Regions from separate parts of the Mus musculus genome. Here region 2 is linked to region 1. A link is a contact called in ENCODE Hi-C or POLR2A ChIA-PET data. All regions are on one chromosome and are shown on one strand. Each heading gives the region's core, a stretch centred on a gene start or an enhancer-like site at or near the end of the contact. The rest is flanking DNA. Distances are from core to core; before and after follow the strand shown.

What was found. Hi-C counts contacts between places; a loop is a spot of excess contacts on that map. ChIA-PET counts read pairs that join two places held with the same protein, here RNA polymerase II (POLR2A).
Region 2: a loop to region 1 is called in a map of regulatory T cell, with 10 times the contacts of the local background. The contact joins the promoter of Lnx2 here to the promoter of Foxk1 in region 1. A Hi-C loop is called at or near these places in 1 of 37 maps with a recorded cell type or tissue (regulatory T cell). POLR2A ChIA-PET finds 5 or more read pairs at or near these places in 1 of 5 experiments (Patski).

Annotation. Positions count from the first base shown.
Region 1 is chr5:142,399,999-142,403,065 of GRCm38, reverse strand. It overlaps Foxk1 (forkhead box K1), which reads right to left and starts at 1,569. Exons shown (of 9, transcript NM_199068.2): 1 at 1,025-1,569. The coding sequence starts at 1,542.
Region 2 is chr5:147,075,033-147,078,099 of GRCm38, reverse strand. Lnx2 (ligand of numb-protein X 2) reads left to right here and starts at 1,528. Exons shown (of 10, transcript NM_080795.4): 1 at 1,528-1,682. It overlaps Polr1d (polymerase (RNA) I polypeptide D), which reads right to left and starts at 754. Exons shown (of 3, transcript NM_181730.4): 1 at 407-754. The coding sequence starts at 432.

The DNA of each region.
Region 1 (3,067 bases), core at 320-2,819:
GGGAGTGTTTCAGGGCTGGAGGGTCTGGAGTTGACCCAAAGTAAAGATGGAGATCAGGGTGAGCTGATGGTTTCAAACCATTCGAAGTCAGAGATGACCTCTGAAGACTTAGGCTGTGTGAGATAAGGGTTAGGGGTGGCCCTAGGACCTTCAGGTTAAGGGAAGTCAGGGGTAACGGCTTCTGGCTGGTAGGATGGGGGTCAAGAGTGACCCCAGGTATTGAGGCCAGGTGGGATTAGGGATAAGCTGGGTTCAGAAAGGGTTGGAGATCATGGGTAGCCAACTCCAACATGGGAGGAGTGGAAGACAGATGGGGTTGGGGAGTGTGCAAGTGTGTGTGTGTAAGTGTGTGTGTGTGTGTGTGTGTGTGTGAGAGAGAGAGAGAGACAGACAGACAGACAGACAGACAGAGTCAGAGTCAGAGTCAGAGAGAGAGAAAGGGGTTAGAATGGACCCAAGTGTTCAGGCCTGTCCAGGGTCAGGGTGACAGGATTTCAGGCTGAATGGGAGTCGGGCCCATCCAGGGATCAGTGCCCAATGAGTTAACTGGGGAGTCAGGGTTAGTTGGGTCGTGATTAAGATCAGGACAACCACGGGGTCAGAGCCAGGTGATGGGTGAGATCACCAGTAACTTAAGGATCAGGCTCAGCTGGGCCGGGTGGGATGGAGATCTGTGTAACCAGGGGTCAGAGCTAGGTGGGATCAAGACTGGGAGATGGCTAGGGAATCAGAGCCGGATAGAGTCGAGATTAGAGGGGCTAGGGCCTGGCAGGGTCGAGATGGAGGAGGGAGTGACCAAGGGCTGGGACCCGGTGGGAACGGTAAGAAATTTGAGGCTCGACCCAGGTGCCAGACCAGGCGGAGGCGAGTTCAGGGGGTGACCGGGGGGCGGGGGGTTCAGGTTGAGCAGGGTCGAGATCACAGAGTGACAAGGAGCCAAGCTGGGCGGGGTAGAGGTCAGGGGTGGCCAGGGGGTTCAGGCCAGGTCCGGAGAGGGGTGACCCGAGGGTGGCGCAGTACTCACTGTTGGGGTAGCTGCAGGGCGGGCGCTCCGCGCCTCTGGAAGGCCCCGTCCACGAAGACGCCGTTCTTGCCGAGACAGCGAAGATAGAAGTGAGGCTCCTGGAAGCTGAGCTGCAGGTGGCGCCGGGAAATGAAGCTCGACAGGCCCATGCTTAGGTCCACCGAGCCCTGCGACGAGTTGCGGCCGATGGTGACGCTGGGCTGTCGCATCAGGAACTCGAACTCCCGACCCTCCAGGCGAGCCAGGGCAGGCCCGGGGCTCTGGCGCACGGAGGCAGCGGCCGCGGCCACCAGGGCGGGCGCGGTGGTGGTGGCAGTGGCGACGGTGGAGGGCACCGGCCCGGGGCCGGGCTCGGCGGGCAGCGCGGGCGGCCCGGGTGGAGGTTGCGCCGGCGGCGGCGGGGACGTAGTGGCCGGGAAGGCGGCGGCCGCAGCCGCGGCGCATAGCACGGGGCTGCAGGGAGCCGAGCGCAGCGCCAGCAGGGCGCGGGCGCCGCTGTCCTCGCCGACTTCGGCCATGTTCGCGCAGCTCCGAGCGGCTCCGGTGGCGGCCGAGGCGGCGCGGGGCGGGGCGGGGCGGCGCGCGCGGAAACCCGGGCTGGATCGTGGCCTGGAGCGGAGCCGGGACACCGCAGGACCCTCGCGCTGCGCGCGCAGCTTCCACTCGAGGTGGGCGGGTGCAGAGAGACACAGAGCCCCCTCCTCCAGTCCCGAAGGGTGCTTGGATTCATCACGTTTTTAGGGGTGTCCTATTGAGGCTGGAGTTTAAAGTCCAGGGATGCTTGAAATGGTCTCTGCTCCTTACTGATCGTTTCTGCACAGCTACTCTTTCTGTGCTTTGCTTTTTTTTTTTTTTTGGTTTGGTATAATGTTGCAAATTACATTTTATTCATTCATTTATTTACTTGTGGTTCTTTACCACGTGTGTGTGTGCGCGCGCGCGCGCACGTGTGTTTGTGTGGTCAGAGAGGACAGCTCTCAGCAGTCTATTCTCTCCTACCCTGTGGGGTTCTGAGGATGGCATTGAGGTCGACAAGCTTGGTGACAAGCACCTTTATTTACTGAACCATCTCGATTGTTCTTGTTTTGTTGTTTGAGATCCTGTCTCATACCAAGGCTAGCCTGGTTTTGAATACCTAGATCAGGCTGGCCTCAAATTCATGATCTTCCTGTTCCAGCTTCCTGAGTGTAGCTATTAAGGTGTGTGCCTAGCCCTTTAAAATCAATTTAAAAATTCATTTTTTAAAGACAGGGTCTATGTATGTAGACCAGATTGGCTTCTAGCTGACGACCAACCCGGCTCAGGCTCCGCAATTCTTGCTGGAGTCACAGCTGTGCACCACCACAGCTGGTTCCCCTTGCTCCTTTTAAGGCGAACAGTTCTGCCTGTTTCTAGGGACTGTGGACACCCGAAGATTGACGGTAGTTGAAAACACTTAAATGGTGAACTTGGCACCATGTGAATCCCTTGAGAATTTAAGGTCCTGCACTGGGATGCTAATTCCCCCAAGTCTTCCCCCAGGACCTGCAGCGCGCGAGTGCATGCACACACATACACACTCGATTTCTCACATTTAATAATGACTGAAGGAGCTGACACAGTTGGTAAATTGCCTGATGGCACTCATCCCCCAAGACAGGAAAGTTCATTCCCCGGGACCGACTTCAAAACCCATTGAGAGCTTCGATCTTCCCAGCGCTTTGGGTAAAAGGTTGACAGATAGATCCCTGAAGCTCATTGGCCAGCCTGCCTAGCCAATCAGTGAGCTCCACGTTCATAGTGGAAACACTGTTTCAAAACAAAAACAAAAACACGAATAAAACAGGGCTAAAGGAGCACACAGTTATTCACGCCTGTGCATGCACCGGCGCACGTGCACACACAAACACAAGTGCAAACATACACACACAAAAGAATGTCTAAAAATAATGATTGAGAATAGAGATAGACATAGGTCTTGCCCTCAGTGAGCTTCATGTCGAAAGATGATACACACGTGAATTAAAGACCTACAGTGATCATTGCAATGCTCACGGCCATGCT
Region 2 (3,067 bases), core at 279-2,778, 4.7 Mb before region 1:
TTTGGTGGACAGAGAGAATTTACGAGCAGTCTGCACAGAGCGGAGTTGCAGTAACTTTAGCCAACTTAAACACGCCAGGCCCGCCACTCGGGACGGCTGGCCCGGTGCGTGACCTTACAACGAGGCAGTTCTAATGGGGGTGGTGGCAGTTTGGGACTTACAGCATGATTCCCAACTTCTCTCCCCTCCCGGATGGCTAGCATCCCTCTGGGCTTTTCTGTTACAAATAAACCCACGGCTCCTCCCTCTTCCCAACCCGGCCCGCTCTACTCTCTCTCCTTCCTTCCCCAGCGCCTGGGGTCAGGCCTAGCCGCCACGCCGGGCCGCAGTCGGCCGCGTGCCCCTTCGCCACCCGCTTCGCTGGCCCGACCCGCCGCCCCACTCCACTCTTCCCCTCCACCCTTACCTCTCCAGCTCCTGATCGTCTTCCATCGCGGGAGGTGGGGGTGGCGGCTCCAGGAAATCCTCAGGTGGCGCTGGCGAAATGGAAGCTCTTCCCCATGTCGCGAAAGGTGCGGGACAAGGCAGGAAGGAAGAAACCACCGACGGAAGAAGCGGATGACGGAAGGAGGGGGGCGGAGCCGCAGCGGCGCGGCAGGGCCCTCTGTGGGCGGGGCTAAACCGGGTCCCGCCCCCGACCACGCCCAGGCGCGGGCAGGACGGTTCACCTGGAACTGCGGAAGCTAAGCCAGCTGCCGGGCACAGCCAGCCGGTCCCCAAGTGCCACTGAAGAGCATAGGCTCTCACCTGTCGCCCCGAGACACCTGCTATTTAAAAAGAGTCAGAGTCGGATCTCTGGCCTGCTAGGCTCTCCAGGAACCCGACTGCCCCAGGGCTGGCTATTCCCAGGACTTGAGTCCTCAGGGGCCTTTCATGGGGCACCTTGAAAAAGCAGAGAGACTGTTGTGCAGAGATGACTCTCCTGACGATACTGTGGGTTTTAAAAATTTTTCTCCCTGGGGTGCAAATGTACATCTCCACTAGGTGCAAGGGCTGCGATGGTCTTTCTTTTGCGAGAGAAGTGAGAGTTTGGAGCACCGCCCTCCTTCCTCGGGAGCTCACGCTGTGGGACTGGCAGCTCCTTTTCCCTTTGATCCCAAGGAACCGCCCTTCTTCTCAGGTGCATCCTCCCAGCTCCCACCTGACCCTGGCCAGGCTGGGTCCCCGCCCCACCCAGCTGTCCCCTCGCCCTGCACACCTACACGTCAGCCGCCCCCCGCCACCTGTTCTCCCTCAGCCTGGTCCCGCAGCCCTCCCCTCCCTTCAGCTGTCCCACGCCCGGCGCGGCGCTCCAGGGGTGCACGCAGACACTTCCCGAGCGTTTTCTCTGTGTGTCTGAGAGGGAGAATCCGGCCGGGAGCGATGGCGGAGGGCGGAACGCGCTCACTCTAACACGGGGGTGATGAGCAGGGCCGACTCGGCCCCTCGAACTCCTTGATTGGTCGAGAGGCTCCGAGCCCGCTCTTAGTCCCGCCTTTGTCCGCCGTTGATTGGCTCAGGTGCGTGTCGGGTTGGGCCTCTGCGCTCGCCCCCTAGGGGAAAGGCAGCAGGGGCGGTTGAGAAGTAAAGTCTTGGCCGGACTTTGCTTCTCGCCAGGAAATCGGCGGCGGCGAGTCCCAGCGGAGCGGAGCCGGGCGGCGTCCTCGTCAGCGCTCCCGCGGGGAGCCCGCCGCTTTCCCTCAGTGAGTTACTTCGCCTCAGGTGCGGGCGGTGACGGGGTGTGGCGTCAGGGTAGGGGGGACCATCTGGGGGACCGCTGGGGGCCGCGTGCTGTCTGGCCCGGCCCGGTGCGGGTGCGGGTTCCAGGAACCCCGATGCAGGTCTGCGCGCCTCTCGCTTTTCAAGACATGGAGGTTTGGGAACGAGTTCTTGCACTTTGCGTCTGCACGTTGTCTGGAGCCAGAGTGGCGCTAGCTAGTTGCCCTCTGGTTTTGTTTCCTGGAAGGGATGAGCAGAGAGGCACCCTCCTCCTTGCCCCAGCCTGTTGCGGGGGAATTCTCACCTTTCTCTTCAGATTTGACATGTTTGGGAGCGTGGGGGGTATAATTTCCAAAATATGAGTCCCGATTTGGAAGCATTTGCGCACAAAGCACCTCTTGGGAAAGACATCGCTGGCTTTTCAAAGCTTTCTGCCACGTTTCACGCAAGGACTTTTTAATGGAGTGTTCTAGTATTTCCGTTTGCATTTAAGAGTGTGTGTTTGCCAGGAGCCTTAAGGACGCTTCCGCGTGGCTTTATCGAATCAATTTTTCTTCTTCTCACTCTGTAGCCTTGGCTAGCCTGGAACTCACGGAGATCCGCCTCTTTCTTGAGTGCTGTAGGGTTAGAAAGGCGTGTGCCCCACACCCCGCCAATTTTTCTTTGGGGAAAAAAAAAAAAAAGCCCAGAAACCAATGGCAAGGGTAGTTGGAGGCAACCGTGAGCTCCAGTTTATCCAAACTGCCTTCACTTTAAGAATGTCACATTCTTTTCAGTCACAGTACTTAGACATTGGCCTCCTTCCCAGGACACAATTTGCGTTTTCTCTAGCCTGTTCAGTGACATAGCACAGACGCAGGATCTCAGTAGGTCAGTCCTGTTTGCTTTGATAGGTTTGAAAACCCTCCCCCACCCACCCACCTTTGGAGAAAAGGACTTTGGCAGGTAAAGAAGGAAGATGGGGGAATCTAGTGTCCTATTTGGCCGGCAGATCATTGTTGAGCTAACAAGGTTTTGCCGTTTTAGCCTGTCCAAATTCCATGTGAGTTTTCCCAAAGGGGTCAAATGTAGGCCAAGTCAAAGCAGCTCTAGAGTCACATTGTTTTTAATTCAGTCCATCCACTAAGTCCAAGGTTTGTTCCTCTAAGCTTCAAGTTTGAGCCTTTTCGTTGTATAAACATTTAGCTACTCCGTGTCTACTCCGCTTTCCAGACTTTGGTGAAAGGGAATTTCTTGCCCAGAGTTGTCAGTGTCTGTATACTTCTTAGTCCATTACCTGAAAGGAAATTGAACAAAGTGATGTGGGAACTTAAAATCATTTCTGCCTAGAATGTGCCAGAGAAATCCTAGGCAGTCTTCAAATTGGCAC